3 separate regions of the Homo sapiens genome follow, and all the other regions are linked to region 2. Evidence: read pairs that join two places in POLR2A ChIA-PET (ENCODE). Cell type or tissue: Caco-2. All regions are shown on one strand. Links, peaks and the distances in the headings refer to the core of each region. The heading gives the core; the rest is flanking DNA. Region 1 overlaps ZNF331 (zinc finger protein 331). Region 2 has its middle 12 kb from the start of MIR371A. Region 3 holds the start of PRKCG (protein kinase C gamma).

Region 1 (7,640 bases), core at 1,746-5,745, 210 kb before region 2:
CCTGACCTCAAGTGATCCACCCGCCTTGGCCTCCCAAAGCGCTGGGATTACAGGCATGAGCCACTGTGCCCGGACTATACATAATTTTTTAAATCTACCTTCTTCCCTTGGTAATTCATCAGAAATTTTTTCTCAATTAATCTGCATCAATATCATTAGTAAATGTATTCCATATCATTATATAACATTATTTATATATGTGTTCTCTACTATGAGATATTTCAGTTGTTTTCATTTTTAAACATTATCTGCTGGAAAATCTGGATAAGATCCATGGGTTGTTATTGTCCTGGTTGTGATATTTTACTGTTATTTTGCAAGGTGTCACAGTTGGCATAAATCAGGTCAAGGGTACAAAAGACCACTGTCTAGTATTTCTTATAACTACATGTGTATCTACATTTATCTCAGTTTAAAAGACAATCTTTCCTAGAAAAAACTGATTTTTTGAACATTCTTAGGCATGCATTCATATACTACTATAGCTATTTCCTTGTCATAAATTCCAGAATGTGGAATTTTTAGTCAAAATTAGACATTTGTTCAGTGCCTGCAATATGCCAGATGCTGTGGCTATTCGTACTTGGAATGAGAGTCTGATTCAGTGGACTCAGCTGCTGCCTGTACAGTGTTTATAATCCAGCAAGGGAAACTAAATAGAAGAAGCTCAAGGCAGCCTGTGGTCAAGGCCGGTGGAGAATTCCAGGTCACACACTCAGAGAGGTGCCAGGAAGGGGACATCATTCTGTGGACAGCCACTGATAATTCATGACCAGGTGATTCTGAATATACTGACTCTTTGTTGGGATAAATGGAATTTATTTTCTAGGCTTTATACCTTAGGTAATTTTTTTCCTTTTTAAATTTTTTGTAGAGATGGGGTCTTGCTATGTTGCCCAGGCTGGTCTCAGACTCCTGGCTTCAAGCAGTCCTCCCACTGTGGCCCCACAAAGCGCAGTGTTGGCATTACAAGTGTGAACCACTATGTCTGGCCTTTTTTGTCCTTTATCCTTTTTTATTTTTATTTTTTTTTCTTTTTGAGACAGAGTCTCAGTCTGTCACCCAGGCTGGAGTGCAGTGGCACGATCTGGGCTCACTGGAAACTCCACCTCCTGGGTTCAAGCAATTCTTGTGCCTCAGCTTCCCGAGTAGCTGGGATTACAGGCACGCACCACCACACCTAGCTAATATTTGTATTTTTCTAGTAGGGACGGGGTTTCACCATGTTGGCCAGGCTGGTCTCAAACTCCTGACCTCAGGTGATCCGCCCGCCTCAGCCTCCCAAAGTGCTGGGATTACAGGAGTGAGCCACCATGGCTAGGAGTAGACTTTTTAAGAAAAAAAAAGAAACCTTCTTTGTCTTTGGAGAGTCTAATTGCCTCTGACTACATTTCAAATCAGTACACATTTATATTTGATAAGGGAATGCATGCCTTTTGTTGCAACAAATAGGTGCACTGAAATGAAGACACTCAAGATCACGGGGTGTGTCAGGAGCTGTCAGGACCACCACCAGGTTCCTTGTTTCTCTAGATGGACTCAACAGGACTCACCATCTAGACCTACTCGTGACCGATTTATTCCAGTGAAGGGATACAAAGCAAAACCAGCTGAGGGAGAGGTTGCATAGGACAGGTTAGCAGGGCACCAGGCTCCCTCTTCCTCAGTCCTCTCCCAGGGGCATCACACCGGATGTGCCTGGCTCATCCAGCATCACATTGTGACAACACCTGTTCCATGTTATCGACCAGGGAAGCTCACCAGAGTCTGCTGGTGCAAGGTTTGGTTTGGTTTGGTTTGGTTTTGGGTCAGAGTTTTGCTCTTTCGTCCAGGCTGGAGTGAAGTGGCATGATCTCGGCTCGCTGCAACCTCTGCCCCCTGGGTGCAAGTGATTCTCCTGCCTCAGCCTCCCAAGTAGCTGGGTTTACAGGCACCCGCCACCAGGCCCAGCTAATTTTTGTATGGTAGTGCAAGGTTTTGATCAGGGTTCATGCACACACTGCCTCGCACAATCTGAATCTTCTGGACTCCCGGAGGAAACCAAGGGTTCCGTGTAAACCACATTGTTTATACTGATTATTCCAGCGAAGGGATACAAAGCAAAATCAGAAGAGGGAGAGGTTGCATAGGACAGGTTAGCAGGGAACCAGGCTCAGTTTAGGCACAGCGAGCCACTCTTACACGTGAAAGAAGAGTGAGAACACTCGGGTGTGGTTTTCAGACGCCATGGGCCAGTGTTGCGAGCAGCCTAAGCATGGCAGTTTCCAGTTCAGTGTGTTAACTGTTTTGCATAAGGGGTCGTAGAACTTCCCGGATTTTTTCTTTCTGTTTCTCTGTTTTTATATCTCTATTTTATTTATTTTTCTACTGATATCTTAGGGTTGGTTTGTCAGCGTGTATGGTTCTGCATTCCCTCCTTCCCTCTCTCCTCCTCTCCCTCTCTCTCCATATATATACATGTGTATGTGTATGTGTATATATAGACAGATGCGTGTGTGTGTGTATTTTTATATATGGAATTTTACAAATGTTATTGTGTCATTCTGTTTTGGTAACCTAACTTTACTGAGAGTATGTCTGAAATATCTCTCATGTCTTTAAATATCTTTCTAACTTAACATTCAGTAATCATTTACTATTTTACTTTGATATTCTGTGTGTAATTATGCTGTCAGCTTTTCTGGACTCAAAAGTGCTCTCAGATGTCACCTCTGGTATACAAAAAAAACAGTTCTGTATATTACCTGAGCAGTTTCTTGTCCACCTGCCATGTTGTGAGTAACATCACCCAATCTAGAGGCCAGAAGAGGCCCAAGTTTGGATAATACAGCCCCTGTTCACCCTGGAAGCTTGTCTGGAGGGGCCAGGGTAGGCTCAGAATGAGACTGAATACTCTGAGCACCCACTGTCTGATCCTAGATCACAATCCCCCCATCCAGAGTTAGCTAATCTATGAGGCTCATGGGTATGGTCTGCATAGAAGACCACCCTCACTTCTGACACCACTGCAAGCTTGGTGGGGATTCCTCAAACCGCCCTCAGGTTCAACAGTTCACTAGAGCCAGGCATGGTGACTCATGCCTATAATCCCAGCACCTTGGGAAGCTAAGGTGGGAAGCTCACTTGAGGCCAGGAGTTCAAGACCAGCCTGGGAAATATAGTGAGACGCAATCTCTACAAAAAAAAAAATTAGCCAAGTGCAGTGGTGCAACCTGTAATCCCACCTACTCGGGAGGCTGAGGTGGGAGGATTGCTCGAGCCCAGGAAGTCAAGGCTGCAGTGAGCTGAGATTGTACCACTGCACTCCAGCCTGGATGAGAGTGAGACCCTGTCTTAAAAAAAAAAAACAAAAAACTATTCACTAAAAGGACCCACAGAATTCACTGAGAGATGTTATGCTCATGGTTACAGTTTATTACAAGGAAAGGATACAGATTGTCATCACCCAAGGAAAGAAGTACGTGGCCAGGTGTGGTGGCTCATGCCTGTAATCCCAACGCTTTGGGAGGACAAGGAGGGCAGATCACGAGGTCGGGAGTTTGAGACCAGCCTGGCCAACATGGTGAAACCCCATCTCTACTAAAAATACAAAAATTAGCTGGACATGGTGGCATGTGCCTATAGTCCCAGCTACTCAGGAGGCTGAGGAGAATCGCTTGAACCCGGGAGGCAGAGGTTGTGGTAGGCCGAGATCGTGCCACTGCACTCCAGCCTGGGCAACAGAGTGAGACTCCGTTCAAAAAAAAAAAAAAAAAGTACGTAAGTTGAAGTCCAGGAGGGTTCCAGACACAGAGCTTCTGGTGTCTTCTCCCTGTGGAGTCAGGACTCATTACTCTGCTGTCTTTGATGTGTGACAACAGGCACCAACTATCGCCAACTAGAGAAGCTCACCAGAGCTCTGATGTTGGAAGTTTTTATTGGGGCCTCAGCATGTAGACATGATTGACTGGTTGGTGGATTAACTGTCTACATGGTTAATCTTAGTGTCCAGGTCAGCTGATACTGCGTGACCAAAAGCTCCTACCCCGAATCCCTTGATTAGTATTTCTGGCATAGCAAGCCCCCATCAGAAACAAAGACATTCCTCTTAGAGGTAATATAGATTACCTTTCAGCACCAGAGGGCAAAGGCCAGACTACTTTTTAGGCAAGTACACATTCTTTACTACATCCCACCCATCCGTCCCCGACAGGGAGCTGGCCAGAAATGGAGCCCTCCTGTTAAATTGTCTGGGCCTGTCTTTGAGGCGCAAAAAAAAAAAAAAGTAAAGCCTCCTCTGCTGTGTGCAGCTAGGTTTCCTGAGGTTTCATTGAGAGCTTGGTTTAGGTTTGATCCATGATACTCTTTTTTTTTTTTTTTTTTTTTTTTGAGACAGAATCTTGCTCTGTCACCAGAGGCTGGAGTGCAGTGACGCAATCTCAGCTCACTGCAACCTCCGCCTCCCGGGTTCAAGCGATTCCCCTGCCTCAACCTCCCAAGTAGCTGGGACTACAGGCACGTGCCACCACATCCGGCTAATTTTTTGTATTTTTAGTAGAGGCAGGGTTTCACCGTGTTAGCCAAGATGGTCTCGATCTCCTAACCTTGTGATCCACCCACCTCGGCCTCCCAAAGTGCTGGGATTACAGGCGTGAGCCACCGCACCTGGCCTGATCCATGATACTCTTCACCTTTCCCAGATATGTCACGGTTATGTGTTTGTGTTGGGAAGCCAAGACAGAGGAGCCAAAAGGTCATATTACATCACTATGGGGACCCCAGATGCACCTCGTTTTAATCTCTTTTTTTCCACCCCTAGCTCTAGCCTCTCGGAATTTGTCTTCTTCAGTGGAAACCCCGAGAAGACTGATCAGTTCTTCAGTTCTAAAACAATGGCCCAGGTAAGTGTATATTTCTCTTTCCTTCTTGAGCTATGATATTTGCGTTCTGTGCATCTGCTTGTGAATTATCTGAAGCCTTTTATCTAGTCAAGCTCTTTATAATTACCTGTTTCCCAGCTCTTTCTATTCCAGTGAATGATAATGCCACGTAGCTCCGTGTCTGCCTTTTTGGGAAATCACTGAGCAGGTGATTAAGTATCTCCTGTTTGCTCCCTTTTTTGGCAAGGGTAATTTTGGAGCAGTGAAGTAGCAAAGTCCTTTGAGGGAAATATTTAAGTCAAGTCTGTGGTTTGATGAGTTAGATATGTTGGTCCCATCTGACCACATGAGAAACAGATCCTCCACTGATCATGTTTTCTGCGTAGATAAGAGGGAATGCTCATATTCGCCGGTCTGTCTTAGTATGTGCTCAGATCCCAAGCTTTATGGGACTTTTGGAAAGGGATGGGGCTGTGATTAGGACCTTTGAACAGAGGTCATGTTCCTGCCGGGAAACTGGAGGATAAATTTTATTATTGAATGGATCTCTCAGACCACAAGATGATTCTAAGTCATCTGACATCCTTATCCTCTAAATCAGAAACAGGGGGCCGGGTGTGGTGGCTCACACCTGTAATCCCAGCACTTTGGGAGGCCCAGGTGGGTGGATCACTTGTGGTCAGGAGTTCAAAACCAACCTGACCAACATGGTAAAACCTCATCTGTACTAAAAATACCAAAATTAGCAGGCTATGGTGGCATGTGTCCATAATCCCAGCTACTTGGTAGGCTGAGGCAGGAGAATTGCTTGAACCCAGGAGATGGAGGTTGCAGTGAGCCAAGATCATGCCACTGCACTCCAGCCTGGGCAACAGAGCAAGACTCTGTCTCAAAAAAAAAAAAAAAAAAAAATCAGGAACGGGGGAAAGGCAGGGTTATGGATGGTAATAAATATGAAGATCTTCCAGTATGGAAGTAGGAGATGATCACATACCCCAGAATCGGAGAAAGCCTTAGGTGTTTTGGGCAACCTAAGTGAATAACTGTAATAAACAGTCTGACTTACCTGTGTGGGAATTTTTTAAATGCTTAAAAGGAAGACTGCTTAAAATGTAGTTTGGCATGATGAACTGGAGGCTTGAAAACATTCAAACATGCAAACCGTATTTTCTTTTTTTTTTTCTTGGGACGGAGTTTCACTCTTGTTGCCCAGGCTGGAGTGCAGTGGTGCCATCTTGGCTCACCTCAACCTCTGCCTCGCGGGTTCAAGTAATTCTCCTGCCTCAGCCTCCTGAGTAGCTGGGATTACAGGGATGCGCCGCCACACCCAGCTAATTTTGTATTTTAAGTAGAGACGAGGTTTCTGCATGTTGGTCAACCTGGTCTCGAACCCCCAACCTCAGGTGATCCGCCTGCCTCAGCCTCCCAAAGTGCTGGGATTACAGGCATGAGCCACCACACCCAGCAAACCCTATCTTCTTTTCTTTTCTTTTCTTTTCTTTTTTTTTTTGAGACAGAGTCTCGCTCTGTCGCCCAGGCTGGAGTGCAGTGCCACAATCTCCGCTCACTGCAAGCTCTGACCACCCCGGGTTCATGCCATTCTCCTGCCTCAGCCTCCCGAGTAGCTGGGACTACAGGCGCCCACCATCACGCCCGGCTAATTTTTTTGTATTTTTAGTAGAGATGGGGTTTCACCATGTTTGCCAGGATGGTCTCGATCTCCTGACCTCGTGATCCGCCTGCCTTGTTCTCGTGATCCGCCTGCCTTGGCCTCCCAAAGTGTTGGGATTACAGGCGTGAGCCCCCCGCCCAGCCCCAGCAAACCCTATTTTCTAAAATAAAAGTTCTTAAACAGAAATCTTGATTTTTCTTCCCCCCTTAAAAGAAAAAATGCTGTAGGAATCCACACTTGTTGAGAACTTATAAGGCAGGCACGTAGCAGACACTGCTTGTAAGCAAGAAGAAAACTTGGATTGTTTTATCCACTTCCTGGCAGGTTTGACTAACTGAGGATTCTGCACAGTAAAGTCATTTTCTCTGCAGCGGTAGAGCTCTTCAGTGACATGCAGGCATTCTGCTTCCGTCACAGTTACAGTGATGTCCTTACCGCCCCTTGCCGATGTCACGGGTGTTCAGTCTGCTCACGGTGTTCACCCTACCCAGAGGGTGGCCTCCTGTCTCCTTCATCTGGAAGCTGTTTCCTTTCATTTCATCATGCACGTGTGGGTTTCTGTTTCAGGGTTTGGTGACGTTCGCCGACGTAGCCATAGACTTTTCTCAGGAGGAGTGGGCCTGTCTGAACTCTGCTCAGAGGGACCTGTACTGGGACGTGATGCTGGAGAACTACAGTAACTTGGTCTCACTGGGTGAGTTGCACGCCTCAGATAACTTAGACTGCCTCCTGGAATATCCGCTCTCCCCTGTGAATTTCAGGACCGCCTTTCAAGAAACTAGTTGAATTTCTTCTTCCTGTCCCCAAGGAATGTATTGAGCCTTATTGATGTGGCCGTGAGCACCACAACCTTCCCCTCCCATCCATCGGTTACCTTCCCACCTTTGTCGACTCCCCCGTAATCATCTCACTTCCTTAATGTCCGTGGAATGAGTGGGAATTCTGGGATATTTATTTCATGACCATCTTCAAAGGAGCCAGTTTGTCCTGTGAGAGTATGTTTATACCCAAATTGCTATTGGTGGTCGGTGTTACTCTAGGGACCCACGTCTAGGGAAAACATGTGGACACAGTGCCCTGAATTGTTCTAGTAAACCAGCCTATGTGTT
Region 2 (7,640 bases), core at 1,795-5,794:
GGGAGTTAAAGCAAAGTTTCCTTGTTGGTTCCTACCATATGGAAGATGCTATATTCTATTTTAGCAGGGTCAATATTTGGAAAATATCTAAATTAAATATTATTACAAAAATGAAGCTGTAATGAGATTCTGGCTAAAGAGGGCACTAAATGAGAATAATATATATTTAAAGAATCCAAAACAAACAAACAAAAAGAGGTTATTATAAAAAGCTCTAGGTGCACTGTAAGCATATAGGGTTTTTTTTTCATGTGTTTTTTTTTAAACAATGGAAGTGTCAAAAATAGGGTCAACTGTGTTAGACTAAATTACATTATTGTATATGCTGCATTGAATGGAACCTTTGTATTATAATTATCATAGAGAAGCACAGTTTGCATCATATTATGGCAATTCATCGTCAATGAAAACCTTCCAGAGTCCTTTTATTTTGGAATCTCCTGTAAACTATCAAACCACCAGAACATGACTGTACAACAGTAAAATGTTCTCTTGCATTAAACTGAAGAGACCTGTTTAATAAAAAAAGAAAAAGAAAATGTAGGAAAGGTACTTAGAGCTGTTACTTTCTAAGTACACAACACCCTAGACAATTCGAGGCATCTTAATCTCCATCAAGAACAACAACAACAAAAATAATTTTTGTCATGTTGTTAAATCCATCATTATGGATCAAACTGGTGCAACTTGGTCAAATGAATCCAACAAACACTGATGTCCAAGCTGGCATATTGGCAACTAATACACAACTGGTGGTCAATAGAGAGTTTAAAAGATCTTCCCTTTCTTGTTGTTCTTTTCCAAGGTTCTCAAAGAGTTCTGTTGCTCTAAAATACGTTGTTGAGCTTCCCAGTTTGCTTTCTCATCCTCAAACTGACGACGTTTCTCCTCTAATTCTTTGTGCCGTGCTCCCAAATTCTTTTTCAGTTGCACATGGCACTGCTGGAGCTAAATCACAGCACAATATATACCCCAAGGATACTGCCTTCCTCTGACCCTTTTTCCATTAACTTCAGTGATAATATCACTACCCACCACAGCAAGAGGTAAACGGTCCTTTATCTTTTTAACACGTTTCTTTTCTTCTTCATCATCTGTTTCTGGAAATTCATATATTTTAATTTTATGTTCTTGGATTTCTTTCATTATCTGTTTTGTAAACTGTTGACATTCCTCTGGTGTGAGTGTGTCTGCTTTGGCAGTAAGTGGGATGATATTCACTTTTTCATGCAAATGTTTCATAAACTCAACATCCAGTGGTTTAAGTCTCAACAAAAGGCAATGTCAAGTAGTTACAAACATGCACTACCCAATCCTGCCTGAAGGTGGGAGTCTTCAGTTATGTAATGGTCCTGTTATCAGGCATCTGACGTCTGCTCACTCGCGATTCTGCATTTAGGTAGTCCTCAAATTTACTATCAATGTAATCGATAACAGGCTGCCAGCAATTACTACTATCCACTGCATCTCCAAATCCTGAGGTATCAACTATCCTGAGCAGCAACTAAACACCACCTTCTTTGATTAAAACTTTGGATTGTTCCATCCAGGCTTCTATTTTCCCATAGAGGTCCAAAAAACGCCCTTGTTTGTTAAGTTGATATATGTAAACCTTTTCTCCAGGCTGTTCCTTGAGGTTTACATAATTGGGAACTCCTTCAAGCATCTGTAAATAAACCTTTTCAGCTGTAGATCTCTCTATTTTCAGTTAATTTGCAGACCACCAACTATAGGAGCCAAGTTGAAAGAGAAAAAAGTTTCTCTTCCCAGCACTTTCTTTAGGATGCTTTTCATTGCTTCCCAACTGGAGGCCTCGCCCCTCCACCCACCTGCCCTAGTCCTCAGCTGCCTCCAGTTCTGTCCACTTAAATACAGACTCCCGGTAGTAGAGAACTTTTTTAAAATTTTATTATTATTATTATTATTATTATTGACACAGTCTTACTCTGTCGTCCAGGCTGGAGAGCAGTGGCACAATCTCAGCTCACTGCAGCCTCTGCCTCCTGGGTTCCAGCGATTCTCCTGCCTCAGCCTCCTGAGTAGCTGGGATTACAGACACCCGCCACCATGCCCGGCTAATTTTTGTATTTTTGGTAGAGACGGGGGTTTCACCATGTTGGCCAGGCTGGTCTTGAACTCCTAACCTCAGGTGATCCTCCTACCTCGGCCTCCCAAAGTGCTGGGATTACAGGCGACAGCCAATGTGTGCACGGCCCAGGTATTAAGGAATTCAATCTCTATTTCTCACCAATGAATTAGGCTCTGGAAGTTAGTAGATTTTAACAAATACTTGTTAAGCTAAGTTCTTCTCAAAGGTCTTTAGGAATATTCAGTAAAAGAGGACTCTGTTAACTGAAAACCAGTTCTGTTCCAGTAAATCCTCAACAGATGGAGAAAATGAGACTATGCCCCACCCTTTCCCCTTAGGGCCTCCACATTGATTAGAGGAGGAATTCTCCTTTTAATGACTGACTGAGCTATCACTCCTCTCTGTCAGTAAAAACAGCAGCAAAAAAAATGTCTTGGCTGGGCGCAGTGGCACATGCCTGTAATCCCAGCTCTTTGGGAGGCCGAGGTGGGCAGATCACCTGAGGTCAGGAGTTTGAGACCAGCCTGGCCAAAACCCCGTCTCTACTAAAGATACAAAAATTAGCCGGGCATGGTGGCAAGTGCCTATTGTTGTACCTGAGCGAGTTAGAAAAACGCCACACTTTGAGACGAATTAAGAGTCCTTTATTAGCTAGCGCCTGAGAGACGTCTAAGGCTTAAAATTCTCTCAGCCCGGAGGAAGGGGCTTGATTAACTTTTATACCTTGGTTTAGGAAGGGGGGGGCGTCCAGTTAAAACAATTTTACAGAAGTTAAGTAATCAAAAAGTTAAAAGGATAAATGGTTACAGGAAAGTAAAACAGTTCCAGGTGCAGGGGCTTTAAGACTATTACAAGGTGATAGACGCGGGGCTTTGGGCGTTATCAGTCAGACGAATTCTTGGGGACTGCGGATATAGCTTGCCACAGTATCTTATCAGTTAATTGCATTCTTGGATGTGCTGGAAGTCAGCTTGCACAAGTTAAGTCCTTGAGGAAGGGACTGCCAGTGAAAGAGCCAAGATGGAATCTGTCTGGCTTTCTTAGCTTAGGGAGAGTCAGTTCAGGTGGAAACAAGGCTAGGTGATTAAAGGAAAAGGGAGAGTCTAAAAACAGGGTTAGTAAAAACCAGGTTGGGTATTACACTATAATCCCGGCTGCTTGGGAGGCTGAGGCGGGAGAATCGCTTGAACCTGGAAGATGGTGGTTGCAGTGAGCCGAGGTCGTGCCACTGCACTCCAGCCTGGGTGACAGAGCGAGACTCTGTCTCAAAAAAAAAACAAATTTCTTGGCCAGGTGCTGTGGCTCATGCCTATAATCCTAGCACTTTGGGAGGCCCAGGCCGGCAGATCGCTTGAGGTCAGGAGTTCGAAACCACTGTGGCCAACATGGTGAAACCCTGTCTCTACTAAAAATACGAAAAAGTTAGCTAGGCGTGGTGGCAGACGCCTGTAATCCCAGGTCCTCGGGAGGCTGAGGCAGGAGAATCGCTTGGACCCGGCAGGTGGAGGATGCAGTGAGCAGAGATCGCACTACTTACTGCCCTCCAGCCTGGGCGACAGAGTGAGACTCTAACAACAACAAAAAAAAAAAGAAAAAGAAAAAGTAAAAGAAAATTCTGACATCAAGCTCATTGAAATGTATTCTTCCCTTTCCTCAGCTGCTGCCAAGGTGCTCGGTCCTTCCGAGGAAGCCAAGGCCGCGTTGCAGTGAGGCCCTCACTTCATCCCGCGACTAGCACCACGTCCGGCAGTGCCAGCCCCACACTCGCCCGCGCCATGGCCTCTGTCTCCGAGCTCGCCTGCATCTACTAGGCGCTCATTCTGCACGACGATGAGGTGACCGTCACGGAGGATAAGATCAATGCTCTCATTAAAGCAGCTGGTGTAAATATTGAACCTTTTTGACCTGGCTTGTTTGCAAAGGCCTGGTCAATGTCAACATCGGGAGCCTCATCTGCAGTGTAGAGGCTGGTGGAGCTGCTCCAGCTGAGGAGAAGAAAGTGGAAGCAAAGAAAGAAGAATCCGAGGACGGTGATGATGACATGCGCTTTGGTCTTTTTCACTGAACCTCTTTTTATAAAGTGTTCAATAAAAAGCTGAACTTCAATTTAAAAAAAAAAGAAATAAATGTATTCTTTGCATCTGGCATAGTGTGCCCAGCGCGTGTGATCCCAGCTATGCAGGAGGATCATTTGAGTCCAGGAGTTCCAGTCCAGCCTGGGTTAACAGGTAGAACCCCTTCTCTGGAAAGAAAAAAATGTAAAAAGGCATTCTTTGTGTATTATTTTTTTGAAACAGGGTCTCCCTCTATACCCCAGACTGGAGTGCCTTGGTATCATCACAGCTTACTACAGCCTTGACCTCCTGGGCCCAAGCAGTCCTCCCACCTCAGTCCCCGGAGTAGCTGGGACCACAAGTATGCACCACCATGCCCGGCTAATTTTTTATTTATTATTCTCTTTCTCTTTTCTTTTTTTTTTTTTTTTTTTGAGATGGAGTTTTGCTCTTGTTGCCCAGGCTGGAGTGTAATGGCGTGATCTTTGCTCACTGCAACCTCCGCTTGCTGGGTTCAGGTGATTCTCCTGCCTCAGCCTCCCGAGTAGCTGGGATTACAGGCACCTGCCACCGTGCCCAGCTAATTTTTGTATTTTTAGTAGAGACGGGGTTCCACCATGTTGGCCAGGCTGGTCTTGAACTCCTGACCACAGGTGATCCACCCGCCTCAGCCTCCCAAAGTGCTAGGATTATAGGAGTGAGACACCATCCCCAGCCTAAATAATTCTTTTTTTTTTTTGAGACAGAGTCTTGCTCTGTCGCCCAGGCTGGAGTGCAGTGGCCCTATCTTGGCTCACTGCAACCTCTGCCTCCTGGGTTCAAGCGATTCTCCTGCCTCAGCCTCCCAGGTAGCTGGGATTACAGGCGTCTGCCACCGTGCCCGGCTAATTTTTATATTTTTAGTAGAGACAGGGTTTCACCATCTTGGCCAGGCTGGTCTCGAACTCCTGACCTAGTGATTCACCTGCCTCGGCCTCCCAAGGTGCTGGGATTGCAGTGTGAGCCACCACGCCTGGCCATATATTTTTATATATATGTATATATGTGTGTGTGTCTGTGTGTGTGTATATATATATATATATATATATATATATATATTTTTTTTTTTTTTTTTTTTTTTTTTTTTTCTAAAGATGAGGTCTCCCCATATTGCCCATGCTGGTCTCAAACTCCTGGCCTCAAGCCATCCTCCCACCACGGCCTCCAAAAGTGCTGGGATTACAGATGTGATCCGCTGCATAGGGCCAAAAAACCCCACCTTCTTTTGGGGGTTAATAGGCACCTGAAGCCAATAATAATAAAATAATAAAAATAAAAAAGAAACCAATAATAATAGGTCGGGCACGGTTGCTCATGCCTGTAATCCCAGCACTCTGGGAGGCTGAGGCAGGGGGATCACCTGAGATCGGGAGTTCGAGACCAGCCTGACCAACATGGAGAAACCTCATCTCTACTAAAAATACAAAAAAGTTAGCTGGGTGTGATGGCGCATGCCTGTAATCCCAGCTACTCGGGAGGCTGAGGCAGGAGAATCGCTTGAACCTGGGAGGTGGAGGTTGCGGTGAGCCGAGATCGCGCCACTGCACTCCAGCCTGGGCGACAGGAGTGAAACTCCATCTCAATAAATAAATAAATAAATAAATAAATAAATAAATGGGCACCTGAAATCTCTTTTTCCGAAGTTGCGAATTATCCAATTCATGCCTTAGAATTTAGTCACATTTCCAGGCCTGTCCCCTGACTTCCGTTTCCATTTCCTCAGTGATGTCCCCCAACCTCTCTGCAGATCCAAGCCTCTTCATTGAGGCCATTTTACACATCAGCACCATCCAACAGAACTTTTTTTTTTTTTTTTTTTGAGACGGAGTCTTGCTCTGTTGCCAGGCTGGAGTGCTGTGGCGCAATCTCGGCTCACTGCAACCTCTGACTCCCTGGTTCAAGCGATTCTCCTGCCTCAGTCTCCTAAGTAGCTGGGATTACAGGCACATGCCACCATGCCCAGCTAATTTTTGTATTTTTAGTAGAGACGGGGTTTCGCTATGTTGGCCAGGATGGTCTCAAACTCCTGACCTTATGATCCGCCTGCCTTGGCCTCCCAAAGTGCTGGGATTACAGGTGTGAGACATCGTGCCCGGCCCATCCAACAGAACTTTATATGCAAGGATGCACCTGTTCTGTACCTGCACTATTCAATATAGTCCTGATGTGGGCCAGGTGCGGTGGCTCATGCCTGTAATCCCAGCACTTTGGGAGGCTGAGCTGGGCAGGTCACTTGAGCCCAGGAGTTTGAGACCAGCCTGGGCAATATGGTGAAACCCCGTCTCTACAAAAAATACTAAAATTATCTGGACATGATGGTGGGTGTGTGTAGTCCCAGCTATTCAGGAGGCTGGAGGTGGGAGAATCTCTTGAGCCCAGGAGGTCAAAGCTACTGTGAGCCGTGATAGTGCCACTGCATTCCAGCCAGGGTGACAGAGTGAGACCCTGTTTTACAATATATATATATTTATATTTTATATATTATTATATGTAATATAAAAATATATATTTATTTATCCTAACCTCCGAAAGTGCTGGGATTACCGTCATGAGCCCCCAAGTCCAGCCTAATTTTATTTTTATTTTACATTTATTTATTTATTTACTTATTTATTTATTTTTTGAGACAGAGTGTCGCTCAGGCTAGAGTGTAGTGGCACAATCTCGGCTCACTGGAACCTCCATCTCCCAGGTTCAAGCAATTCTCCTGCCTCAGCCTCCTGAGTAGCTGAGATTACAGGCACACACCACCGCGCCCGGCTAATTTTTGTATTTCTACTAGAGATGGGGTTCTACCATGTTGTCCAGGCTGGTCTCCAACTCCTGACCTCAAGTGATCCTCCCCCTCAGCCTCCCAAAGTGCCAGGATTACAGGCATGAACCACTGCACCTGTCATATTTATTTATTTTCTTAGAAAGAGTCTCACTCTGTCACCCAGGCTAAACTGCAGTGGCTTGATCTCAGCTCACTGCAACCTCCGCCTCCCTGGGTCAAGCGATTCTCATCCTCAGCCTCCCCAGTAGCTGGGATTACAGGCTCCTGCCACCATGTCTGGCTAATTTTTGTATCTTTAGTAGGGCGGTTTCACCATGTTGGTCAGGCTGGTCTCGAACTCCTGACCTCAAGTGATCTGCCTGCCTTGGCCTCCGAAAGTCCTGGGATTACAGCTGTGAGCCACTGGGCCTCACCTTTTTTTTATTTTTCTTTTTCAGACAGAGTCTCACTCGGTCGCCCAGGCTGGAGTGCAGTGGCCTGATCTTGGCTTACTGTAACCTCTGCCTCCTGGGTTCAAGCGATTCTCCTGCCTCAGCCTCCCAAGTAGCTGGGATTACAGGCTCCTGCCACTACGTCCAGGTAATTTTTTTTTGTATTTTTAGTAGAAACGGGGTTTCACCATATTGGCCAGGCTGGTCTCAAACTCCTGTCCTCAAATGATCTGCCCGCTTTGGCCTCCAAA
Region 3 (6,984 bases), core at 2,985-6,984, 110 kb after region 2:
ACCTGGTCAACAGAAGACCTTCATAAAGATCAAATGAGCTACTGCAACCAATCTCTGTCCCACAGAAGGCCATCTTGTCCATTTCTGTAGGCTCCAACCCTATGGGGCTTAGCAGGTGTTCTCCCCATGTGCAGAGATGAGAGATTGTAATAAATAAAGGCACAAGACAAAAATAAAGAGAAAGCAGCTGGGCCCAGGGGACCACTATCATCAAGACGCAGAGACCGGTAGTGGCCCATAACGGCTGGGCTCGCTGATATTTATTGCATACAAGACAAGGGGGCAGAGTAAAGAGGGTGAATCTTCGAAGTGATTGACAAGGTGAAGCAAGTCACGTGATCACGGGACAGGGTGCCCTTCCCTCTTAGGTAGCCGAAGCAGAGACAGAAGGCAGCATACGTCAGTGTTTTCTTCTATGCACTTCTAAGATCAAAGACTTTAAGACTTTCACTATTTCTTCTACCGCTATCTACTATGAACTTCAAAGAGGAACCAGGAGTATGGGAGGAGAATGAAAGTGAAGGAGGAGTGTAAGCATTGAAGCACAGCACCACAGGGAGGGGTTTAGGCCTCGGGATGACTGCGGGCAGGCCTGGATAATATCCAGCCTTCCACAAGAAGCTGGTGGAGCAGAGTGTTCCCTGACTCCTCCAAGGAAAGGAGACTCCCTTTCGTGGTCTGCTAAGTAACGGGTGCCTTCCCAGACACTGGCGTTACCACTTGACCAAGGACCCCTCAAGCGGCCCTGATGTGCGCGTGACAGAGGGCTCACCTCTTGCCTTCTAGGTCACTTCTCACCATGTCCCTTCAGCACCTGACCCTATACCTGCCGGTTATTCCTAGCTTACATTAGTAATGCAGCAAAGAGTAATATTAAAAGCTAATGATTAATAATGTTTATAATAATGATTGATAATTGTCCATGATCATCTCTACATCTAATTTGTATTATGACTATTCTTATTCTAACTATTTTGTTTATTATACTGAAACAGTTTGTGCCTTCAGTCTCTTGCCTGGGCACCTAGGTAATCCTCCGCCTACATATTTCCCGGACCTCAGGAGAATCACAAATACACAAATAAATATAAGCCCTACAAAATTCCCAGATCAGGCCCGGCGGGTGGCTCACGTCTGTAATCCCAGCACTTTGGGAGGCTGAGGCGGGTGGATCACGAGGTTAGGAGATCGAGACCATCCTGGCCAACATGGTGAAACCCCGTCTTTACTAAAAATACAAAAATTAGCCGGGCGTGGTGGAGGGCACCTGTAGTTCCAGCTACTCATGAGGCTGAGGCAGGAGAATCGCTTGAACCTGGGAGGCGGAGGTTGTAGTGAGCCGAGATCGCGCCACACTGCACTCCAGCCTGGGAGACAGAGCGGGACTCCGTCTGAAAAAAAAAAAAAAAAAAAAAAAAAAAAAATATATATATATATATATATATATATATATATATATATATATTCCATGATCAGCCGGCGCGGAGGCTCACGCCTGTAGTCCCAACACTGGGAGGACAAGGCGGGAGGATCGCTTAAGCCCAGGAGTTCAAGACCAGCCTGGGCAACACAGCAAGACCTCGTCTCTATTTAAAAAAAAGTTTTAAAGAAAATTCGATGATCACAGAACCCGCTATCTGCATCTACATCCGCAAAAGCAATTGGGGAGAGATACCGCAAGGGAGGGAAGGGTTCCCCTGGAAGGGGAGAAGGAAAGGCCAGCTGGGGCACACACTGTCGTTGGATGAGGAAAGGCCTCCTTTTCATTTCTGCAGCGTCCACTCTTGAGCTCCAACCCACTCCATCGCTGTCTTCTTAAAGGACGCCTCGCCCACCCTTCTCTCCCATCCCATGCCTGAATCCCTTCTGGAAGGCATCCGAAAGAACAGCTATAGAACTCTGGGGTGATACGTTGGTTAACTCGGGAAAGAACTCAAGGACACTGGACTAGAACGTGGTGGGATTCCTAGGTCGGTTTCGGGGCCATCCCCGCCGCCTATCCTTCGCCCTAGGTCACCTGGAGGTGGCTGGAAGGCCAGTGGACTCCACATTTAGGGAGAGTGGTTACAAGAGGACTCGGATTCCCCCACCTTCCCTTCGGCTTTGGGAATCCCAGGAAACCCGCCCCGAACCCCTGAAAAGTCCCAGAGAAGGTAAGCTGGGCGTCCAGAGTCCCTCCCAGGCGCCGCCGCAGCGTCCCGCCCAGCCTCGCGGGGCACGCCGGGAGGCGGAGTTCTCGGTCGTGTCCCGAGAGTGGCTGGTCCGCAGGCTCGGACTACCAGTCCCAGAATGCACTGCGCCCGCAGCCCGGGGCGGGCCGTGGTTGCCCCTGGCAACAGAGAGGGTCTCCCGGGAGCGGGGACTGGGAAGCGCTCCCGAGCCGGGGAGGCGCAGAGCCCGACCAGAGAGAGGCGGGGACGCGGGTAGAGCGACCAAGAGGTGTGGAGGCCGGAAGAGACTGACCGCGCCGGCCCTTGGAGAGACCCCTTTCCTGAGAGGGGGCGCACAGAGAGGATGCCGAAGCCAGCGAGATCTAGAGAGAGGGAGACAGGGATTGAATCACAGAGACACTTAGAGGGAGGGAGAGACCTCAAAGACAGAGAGATTCACAGGGCCAGAGAGACACGTAGAGTGGGTCAGAGAAGAGGACAGAGGACAGAGACATAGAAAAGACAGGAGGGAGAGAGACTGAATCACAGAGACACAGGGAGAGAGGGAGAGACCTCAGAGATGGAGAGAGACTCACAGGGCCAGATAGACACATGGAGTGGGTCAGAGAAGGGGACAGAGAGAGAGACACAGAAAAGGGAAGAGGGAGAGAGACTGAATCACAGAGACACAGAGAGGGAAGTCTCTATCTAGAGACCCTCGACAGAGATTCCTAGAGCCAGAGACAGAGATTCAGAGAGCCAGAGACACAGAGAGATTCATAGAGACATATAGAGAGATTCAGAGAGCCTGAATCACAGAGATTCACAGAGCCAACGAGACAAACAGAGAGATTCATAGAGCCAGAGACACAGATTCGGAGAGTCAGAGAGACATAGAAAGATTCATAGAGCCAGAGACACAGAGATTCAGAGAGTCAGAGAGACATAGAGAGACATTCATAGAGCCAGAGACACAGAGAGATTCATAGACATATAGAGAGATTCAGAGAGCCTGAATCACAGAGATTCACAGAGCCAAAGAGACAAACAGAGAGATTCATAGAGCCAGAGACACAGAGGGATTCGGAGAGTCAGAGAGACATAGAAAGAGATTCATAGAGCCAGAGACACAGAGATTCATAGAGACATAGAGATTCATAGAGCCAGAGACACAGAGATTCAGAGAGTCAGAGAGACATAGAAAGACATTCATAGAGCCAGAGACACAGAGAGATTCAGAGTCAGAGAAACATAGAGATTCATAGAGCCAGAGACACAGAGAGATTCAGAGTCAGAGAGACATAGAGAGACATTCATAGAGCCGGAGACACAGAGAGATTCAGAGTCAGAGAGACATAGATTTATAGAGCCAGAGACACAGATTCAGGGAGTCAGAGAGACATAGAGAGACATTCATAGAGCCGGAGACACAGATTCAGAGTCAGAGAGACATAGACATTCATAGAGCCAGAGACACAGATTCAGAGAGTCAGAGAGATGAATAGATTCAGAGAGCCAGAGACACAGGGAGAGTGAATCACAGACACAGAGGGACGGGGAGATCCCCAGAAACAGAAAGAGATTCATAGAGCCAGAGAGACAAATAGAGATTGGGTCAGAGAGAAAGGGACAGAGACAGAGACAGAGAAGAGAAGAGGGAGAGAGATTGGGTCAGAGAGAAAGGGACAGAGACAGAGAAGAGAAGAGGGAGAGAGAGACTGAGTCATAGACAGGAGAGAGACCCCCCTAGCATCAGAGAGAGAGAGAGAGATCAACAGAGCCAGAGAGGGACAAGTACAGAGAAACAGATGGAACCAGAGAGATATAGGAAGAGACAAACAAAAACAGAGACGGAGTTGCAGAACCGGAGGAAGGGAGAGAGACAGAGACAAAGGCATTTATAAAGACGGGTGGAGGTGAGGAGAGAGAGGGAGAGACAGGGGCAAGCATTTAGAGAGTGACTCCCAGAGAGGAAGACAGAGACGGACTCCCAAAGAGATCAAGTTGCAGAGGGAGGGGGAGACAGAGTCACAGCCTGAGAGAGAATAGAGATTCACAGAGCCAGAGAGACAAAGACAGGGAAAGAAACAAACTCAGGGAGACAGAGGCGGAAGAATTTATCAGACGTAGAGGGAGAGACAGAGGGAGACTGATTCACAGTGAGGCAGACCAAGACCCCGAGAAGAACCACGACACCAAGACCCAGAGATGGCGACAGATACAGATGGAGACACACAGCAGAGGAAATAGAGAAATAGAAAGAAATAGAAACAGCATTTCTCGGAGACAGGGAAAAGAAAACAGATCCACTGAGAGGCAGAAACAGAGACACATCGAGAAAGCTCGCTCCAGGAATAGAGGGAGAGGGACAGAGGTCACAAGAAAGACACACGCAGGCAGAGAGCTACACAAATAATGGAGAGGCCAGGGGAGGAAATAAAGACTCAGCCGGCATCGGAGAAAGTGAGAACCTTAGCGCCCTGCCTGTCCACTGCTGGACCCCTAGCGTGGAGCATAAAGTTTGTTGAAGGAAGGAGAGGGGCAGGGTCAGACACAGGGACCCCAGGGCGCCCACAGGACACACGAGGCACCCTAGTGGGGGAGGAACGCGGGGCAGGATGACAGATTGCAGGGTGGTGGGGGGGAGCCAGGCTCAGAGGATGCCCCTCCCTCCAGCCAGCCCCCGGAGTGGGTGTGTGCACGTGTGGGGGGCGGGGAGGGAGGACATTTGTCCCGTGTCTCCGGGAGGGGAGCGCCTTTAAGCCGAAACCCCGCCCTCTCGGTCGTCCTGGCAACGCCTCCCCCAACCCGGGGCTCCCACATTTCAGCAGGTGCCGGAGCTGGAGCTCCCACCGCCGCCGCCCGTGCCTCCGGCTGCCGGCGCCCCTGCCTTTGGCTCTTCCTCCCCACTCGCCCGCTCCCCCTGGCGGAGCCGGCGCGCCCGGGGTGCCGCTCCCTGCCTGGCGCGCTCCGCACCTGGAGGTGCCTTGCCCCTCTCCTGCCCACCTCGGAATTTCCCTGTGGCTCCTTTGATCCTTCGAGTCTCCAGCTCCTCTCCCTTCCACCTGTTTCCCCCAAGAAAGGCAGGATCCTGGTCCCTGCTACGTTTCTGGGGCCATGGCTGGTCTGGGCCCCGGCGTAGGCGATTCAGAGGGGGGACCCCGGCCCCTGTTTTGCAGAAAGGGGGCCCTGAGGCAGAAGGTGGTCCACGAAGTCAAGAGCCACAAGTTCACCGCTCGCTTCTTCAAGCAGCCCACCTTCTGCAGCCACTGCACCGACTTCATCTGGTGAGGGAAGGGGGCTGGGGGACTGGGGGACGAGGGGACTAGGGGTGCAGACTCCTATCACGCCGACCCCTGTGGAAGGAAGAAGGAGGGGGCTGTAGTCCCGACTCCCAGGTTCTAGGATGGCCAGGGAACGCTGGGAGCTTCGACTCCTGGGTTTCAGTGAGGAGGAGGCTGGTTCCTGGAGTGCTGGGTCCGAGGGAGGAGGAGGCTGGAGGACAGAGGTCCTGGAGTCTTGGGTCTGAGGGAGGAAGGGCCTGGGGGGCTGGGAGCCTGGATTCCTGGGTCTGAAGGAGGAAGAAACTGGGGGCTGAACTCCAGTCTAAGGGAAGAAGGGCTGGGGGCCAAAATTTCTGGGTTCTAGAAAGAGGAGGTGGCCGGGGCTTGGACACCTGGGCCCTGCGGGAGGAGGGTCAGAGAGCGCAGGCCCCCTGTGGCTCGCAGAGGTTGGGGGTCCAGGTACCCCTTTCTGCACTGACCTAGGATCCCTGACTCTTCCAGGGGTATCGGAAAGCAGGGCCTGCAATGTCAAGGTAAGAGCTGGGGACCGGGGCTCCTGGGACCCTCAGGAGGGTGGAGGCTGGGGCCCCACAGCTGAGGCTGCTTGACACACGTGTTCTCTGGTCCCCAGAGAGGCGCGGGGGAGCCCGGGGCGGGGGGTGTGGCAGAGACACAGCCTGTGGTGGGGAGGGAGCTTTGATGGTGGGGCCACCGCGGAGGTGGTGCTGGGGGCCCCTCCCTCGGCCGGCTCCAGGTGGGGACAGATATTTGGAGAATCTGTTGCCATGGGAACATGGAGATTTGGAAAAGGGGAGCTGAAGGGGGGAAGGGGGAGGGGGCTGGAGATGCAAAGTCAGAGCCCCCCCCCACCCCAGGCTGCCGTCGCCATGACAACACCAGCCGTCCTAGGCAGGGGCAGGCCGGGTGGGGTCACCAATGGGCGAGTGGGGGCCGGGCGGGGCCGGCAGTTCTGGGGGGCGGGAGAGGGGGGCGAGTCCTTGAGCACCAGCTGCTACTGCTGAGAACAGAGTGAGTCAGGGTGGGGGGCGGGCCGGCAGCAGCGCCCCCAGACTCACTTCTGCCCAAGTTGCTGCTTCCTGGGCTGCGTCTGAAGATATTTCGGTTTTCGCTCTTTGAATCTGTCTGCCTCTCTCCTGGCTTTCTGATCTCCGTCCGTGGGCCTGTGTCTGTTTGTCAATGGGATCCTATTTTCTTTCTCTCTTTTTCCATCTCCCTTCCCTGAGCTCTGTGCTCTGTGTCTCTCTGTAAGTCTCTGCGTCTCTGTTTCTGACTCTGAGCCCATCTCTTGGGTTTCTGTCTCCTGCTTCTCTCTCTGGCCTCCGATTTTCTCTCTGTTGGACTCTCTGTGTTGAGATCCCTCTCTTTCTGGTTTTCTCAGTGTCCGAGTTCCGCTCTCTCTTTCCAATTTTCTGTCTGCTGGGGTCTCCCGCTGGACTAATCCATGCCTCCGTCTGTGTCTCTATGATTTTCATCTATAGTCTGCAGCTTTGTGGTTCATCGACGATGCCACGAATTTGTGACCTTCGAGT

The links. ChIA-PET counts read pairs that join two places held together with the same protein. Peaks named below come from ENCODE experiments on the same cell type or tissue, not always from the same donor. Only the 100,000 strongest peaks of a DNase experiment are listed, where the experiment ranks them.
Region 1: POLR2A ChIA-PET joins it to region 2 with 10 read pairs; 1 of 35 experiments calls an interaction of 5 or more read pairs at or near these places.
Region 3: POLR2A ChIA-PET joins it to region 2 with 5 read pairs; 2 of 35 experiments call an interaction of 5 or more read pairs at or near these places.

What each region holds. Positions count from the first base shown.
Region 1 is chr19:53,564,506-53,572,145 of GRCh38, forward strand. It overlaps ZNF331 (zinc finger protein 331), which reads left to right. Exons shown (of 6, transcript NM_001079906.2): 4 at 4,799-4,880; 5 at 7,099-7,225. The coding sequence starts at 4,872. Among named protein-coding and RNA genes, the nearest start is that of ZNF331, 30 kb to the left of the region's middle. In Caco-2, for the core only: no CTCF peak of the experiment used is centred there; a DNase peak (open chromatin) is centred at 4,122.
Region 2 is chr19:53,771,735-53,779,374 of GRCh38, forward strand. It overlaps the pseudogene SEPTIN7P8 and the pseudogene RPLP1P12. Among named protein-coding and RNA genes, the nearest start is that of MIR371A, 12 kb to the right of the region's middle. In Caco-2, for the core only: no CTCF peak of the experiment used is centred there; DNase peaks (open chromatin) are centred at 2,507 and 3,997.
Region 3 is chr19:53,877,228-53,884,211 of GRCh38, forward strand. PRKCG (protein kinase C gamma) reads left to right here and starts at 4,970. Exons shown (of 18, transcript NM_002739.5): 1 at 4,970-5,437; 2 at 5,936-5,967; 3 at 6,934-6,984. The coding sequence starts at 5,268. RefSeq lists an enhancer at 5,422-5,973. In Caco-2, for the core only: CTCF peaks have their summits at 5,058 (motif pointing left) and 5,259; a DNase peak (open chromatin) is centred at 4,944; H3K4me3 peaks cover 1,953 bases.